Linked DNA regions of Homo sapiens: region 1 is linked to region 2. A link is an interaction called in ENCODE POLR2A ChIA-PET data of the cell type or tissue named here. Cell type or tissue: Panc1. All regions are shown on one strand.

Evidence for each region. ChIA-PET counts read pairs that join two places held together with the same protein. Peaks named below come from ENCODE experiments on the same cell type or tissue, not always from the same donor. Only the 100,000 strongest peaks of a DNase experiment are listed, where the experiment ranks them.
Region 1: POLR2A ChIA-PET joins it to region 2 with 7 read pairs; 2 of 35 experiments call an interaction of 5 or more read pairs at or near these places.

What each region holds. Positions count from the first base shown.
Region 1 is chr20:49,195,609-49,198,108 of GRCh38, reverse strand. It overlaps a transcript of STAU1 not described here. Among named protein-coding and RNA genes, the nearest start is that of STAU1, 8.5 kb to the right of the region's middle. In Panc1, no CTCF peak of the experiment used is centred here; no DNase peak of the experiment used is centred here.
Region 2 is chr20:49,695,548-49,698,047 of GRCh38, reverse strand. All of the region lies in intron 1 of B4GALT5 (beta-1,4-galactosyltransferase 5), which reads left to right. Among named protein-coding and RNA genes, the nearest start is that of B4GALT5, 17 kb to the left of the region's middle. In Panc1, no CTCF peak of the experiment used is centred here; no DNase peak of the experiment used is centred here; H3K27ac peaks cover 1,244 bases.

The sequences.
Region 1 (2,500 bases), 500 kb after region 2:
ACTTTTATAAACTTCTGTGGCAAAATGTCTGTACAGATCTTTTGCCCATTTGTTTTTCTTATTGCTAAGCTGTAAGAGTTCTTAATATATTCCAGATATGGCTGGGCAGTGTGGCTCACGCCTATAATCCCAGCACTTTTGGTAGGCTGAGGCCAGAGGATTTCTTGAGGCCAGGAGTTAGAGACCAGCCTGAGCAACATAGTGAGCCCCTTGTCTCTAATAAGAATTAAAAAAAATGAGTTGGCGGTGGTGGTGTGCACCTGTATTCCCAGCTACTTGGGAGGCTGAGGCAGGAAGTTTGCTTCAACCTAGGTGTTTGAGGCTGCAGTGATCCAAGATCAAGCTATCCAGACTGGGCAACAGAACAAGATTCTGACTGGAAGAAAAAAATAAAAATGAAAATCGTAGGCCCAGCACCGTGGCTCATGACTGTAATTCTAGCACTTTGGGAGGCCGAGGAGGTTGGATCACGTGAGGTCGGGAGTTCGAGACCAGCCTGGGCAACATGGCAAAACCCCCGTCTCTACTAAAAATACAAAAATTAGCTGGGCCTGGTGGCACATGCCTGTAATCCCAGCTACCCGGGAGGCTGAGGCAGGAGAAGCAGTGGAACCCGGCAGGCAGAGGTGGAGTGAGCTGAGATCGCGCCACTGCACTCCAGTCTGGGCAACAGAGCAAGACTCCATCGCAAAAAAAAAAAAAGAAAAGAAAAAGAAAAGAAAATTATGTATATGTATATATGTATGTATTCCAAATACAACTTTTTATTTTACAAATGTTTTCTCCAAATCTGCGACTTGCTTTTTCATTCTCTTTATGGGGTCCTTCCTCGTTTTTTTTTTTTTTCTTAACTACTGATCATTATTCTATTGTATGAATATGTCATGACTTATTTAGCCAAGCTTAGGTTGATGGACATTGATGTTATTTTGTTTTATTTTATTTTATTTTTTGGAGACAGAGTCTCACTCTGTCACCCAGGCTGGAGTGCAGTGGTGCGATCTCGGCTCACTGCAACCTCCACCTCCCGCGTTCAAGCTATTCTCCTGCCTCAGCCTCCCGAGTAGCTGGGACTACAGGTGCATGCCGCCACGCCTGGCTAATTTTTTTGTATTTTAGTAGAGACGTTTCACCATGTTGCCCAGGCTGGTTTTGAACTCCCGAGCTCAGGCAATCCGCCTGCCTCGGCCTCCCAAAGTGCTAGGATTACAGGCGTGAGCCACCACGTCCGAACCATTGATGTTATTTCTAAACTTTTGTTATTACAAACTGTGCTTCTGTTAATATCCTTGAATTCACGTTGCTGTTTCTTTTTTTTTTTTTTCTTTTTTTCCTTTTTGAGACAGAGTCTCGCTGTCACCCAGGCTGGGGTACTGTGGTGCCATGTCTGTTCACTGCAGCCTGCAGCCTCCGGCTCCTGGGTTTCAACGATTCATGATTCTCCCCTCGAGAGGAGCTGGGATTACAGGCATGCGCCACCACGCCGGGCTATTTTTATTTCGTCATGTTGGCCACGCTGGTCTCAAACTCCTGAGCTCAGGAGATCTGCCGGCCTCGGCCTCCCAAAGTGCTGGGATTACAGGCGTGAGCTGCCACACCTGGCCTCATGTTGCTATTTCTTTTCTTTCTTTTCTTCTTCTTCTTCTTCTTTTTTTTTTTTTTTTGTTTTGTTTTGAGACGGAGTCTCGCTGTCGCCCAGGCTGGAGTGCAGTGGCGCGATCTCAGTTCACTGCAGGCTCCGCCCCCCGGGGTTCACGCCATTCTCCGGCCTCAGCCTCCCGAGTAGCTGGGACTACAGGCGCCCGCCACCTTGCCCGGCTAATTTTTTGTATTTTTAGTAGAGACGGGGTTTCACTGTGTTAGCCAGGATGGTCTTGATCTCCTGACCTCGTGATCCGCCCGCCTCGGCCTCCCAATGTGCTGGGATTACAGGCGTGAGCCACCGCGCCCGGCCTCTTTTTTTCTCTTTCTTTCTTTTTTTTTTTTAGATGGAGTCTTGCTTTGTCGCCCAGGCTGGAGTGCAGTGGTGTGATCTCGGCTCACTGCAACCTCCGCCTCCTTGGGTTCAGGCTATTCTCCTGACCTCAAGTGATCCACCCGCCTCGGCCTCCCAAAGTGCCAGGATTACAGGCATGAGCCAGCGGCCCAGCCATTACGTTGTTGTTTCTTTGTTTTTTTTTTTTCTTTTTTCTTTTTTTTTTTTTTTTTTTGAGAGGAAGTTTCACTCTTGTTGCCCAGGCTGGAGTGCAATGGCGCTATCTCACTGCAACCTCCGCCTCCTGGGTGCAAGCAATTCTCCTGCCTCAGCCTCCCAAGTAGCTGGAATTACAGGCATGTGCCACCATGCCTGGCTAATTTTGTATTTTTAGTAGAGACGGGGTTTTTCCATGTTGGTCAGGCTGGTATCAAATTCCCAGCCTCAGGTGATCTGCCCACCTTGGGCTCCCAAAGTGTTGGGATTACAGGCGTGAGCCACGGCGCCCAGCCTACATTGTTATTT
Region 2 (2,500 bases):
GCCCGGCTGGAAATTTCCAAACATATAAAAGTAAACTTAATAGTACAGTATAATGGACCCCATGAACAAAAGTAATTTTTCTAACCTCAAAAGCAGGGGCAGTTTATTTAATCAGGTAAAAACTGAGCCTTAAAAGTCAGACTTTGCTAAAAGAAAACAGTATTTTTTTCACTGTCCTGAATATAACATTAAGGAAATAGGATTTGGTTAGGTCTAGATAACATTTAATAATTTCAACTGTGTTAAAGACAAAAGTAATTTTTGATGTGACCATGGACTTGTCATGAAAAATATAAAGGTGAAAGGGATTCCATCCCCCTTCCTCTAAACAGAATGGAACATAAGCACAGGTTTAGGCTAATTCATAACCTGGATTTTTAAAGCTTTTACATAGTTGGGTTTCATGTTGTTCAGATGTCTTACTAAACCAGGTATCTAAATGAGTGTTTTTCTGTTAAAAAAAAAAAAAAAAGGACATGTCCCCTTCCTCTGCCATCCCTTAATCACGGGGCTCCACTGGAATAGAGATGGGCGGATAAAGAAGGAAACTTAGTGTTAGCAGCTCCAGTGAACTGGTATGAGGTAGAGGAGGGTTGAAGCCATTGATCACAGTGACGTTTCCAGAGGATTTAAGCTTTCCCATTGTCCCATCCTTCATTTGAACCCTCAGAATGTACAGCCAGAAGTCCAAGAGCAAGCGTCTCTGCGAAGGGTAAACCTTCCAGGCTGTGCTCCCTCAAAGGCGCCGCTGCGCTTGAGGAGCAGGTGCTGTGGCTGCTGAAGTCAGGTGCTCTGGGAGCAGACAACAACTGCCTGGGTGTGTAGCACCTGTGTCCTTTTGGCTCCCCTGGCCTTGTCTTCTGAGACTCTGTTGTTAATTTCTTTAGCTGTTTATGTCAGCTTTGACCAAAGCCCACTGCAAAGCTTAGAAGGGTAAGGAGGCAACAATATCCCTTTGAAGACTTATTTTGGCACAGATTTTGTGATTTGTGAATAGTAACATTCCTCAGTAGCCACAAATTAAACAACATCGATCTAATTTTGGTATTAATTAGTTGTATAATTAAAATAGTAAAACCATCTGCATAGATTGAAGCTATAGTTTCAGGTTGTATTATATGTGTGAAAAACCGACTCTTCATTGTGAATTTTGAGTAGACTTCCCAGTAGATTATTTATGTAAGCTGTGTCATCAGAAACATTCCAGAATGAATCACGTTTAATTAGGATCTAACAAATGTTACCACCTTTGTTCTGTTGAACAATATTTTTAAACCATTAAATCAACTTGGTTGATAAAAGGAAATTGCAGTAATTTATTCATAACCCTTTCATCACAAGTGTTTTCACTTGTGTCCTTGTCATTGTATACACAGATATTTGAAAATTTTGCACCTCAGGAATTGCTGGGCTGGGAGAAAAAGGATGGCAGCAATTTAAATCTGTATTTGTGCTAGAATAATCTTTTACAATCTCTTTGCTATAAGATCTTTTCCTGGCCAGTTCTGTTTTCCCCACTATAACGAAACATCCTGTCTTAATATAAGATTATTTCTGGCAAGGGATTCTTGAAAGCTGTAAAGAAAACATACCTGCTGTCTTTACCGATAATGTGGAAAACTTCATGGGAAATTCTAGCCCCTTCGATGTCAAGTCTATTTAATCTCATTCCTTTACTATTAATAAATTTAAATAGATGAATTTCAAATCTCATTAAATGTTACAACAGTATGTCTAATTAGTTTTTTTCTTTCTTTGATTGGATTCCACAAAGTAGAATAAAGCTCTTCTCAGAAACCTGTTTGGACTTAGTAATTATTTTTCTCTAGATTGTTATTTTTTCTCTAGTTTGTCAAGAGTGAGTAAACTTTGAATGATTGAGAGTCTGTTATGACATAGGTCAAATCAATTGAGCAGGACCAAAGAGTTGGGCTACCCTGGTCACATTAACTATATACATTTACTGCGATTATTTCCATTGTTTCTTCATACACAGCTGTGTGACACAGCGTGCCTTTTGCATCGGTAAAGGAGTTAAATCTGTAGTTAATTTGTGTGGCATTCTCTAGGCTGAGCCAGGCTTTCTTAGCCCTTTGGAAGATCCCACATGGAAGCATTAGACATAATGAAAACTCAGCATATTTCTTTGCTTCTGAGTTGTTGGAAATGATTAGATTGAAACTCAATGTGTTGTTTTCTTTTCCCACCCCCACCCTTTAGAAAGGTATCTGTATGTACAGAATGGGAATATCATTAATGTCATGCAGTTTATTCTTTTCTACAAAGGTGATTATATTAAATAGTTCTGCTATAACATGGCATAAGCATTTCTAACAGTGACCACACTGGCCGGGCCCGGTGGCTCACACCTGTAATCCTAGCACTTTGGGAGGCCAAACACCTGAGGTCGGGAGTTCAAGACCAGCCTGGCCAATGTGGTGAAACCCCATCTCTACTAAAAATACAAAATTAGCCGGGCATGGTGGCATATGCTTGTAAT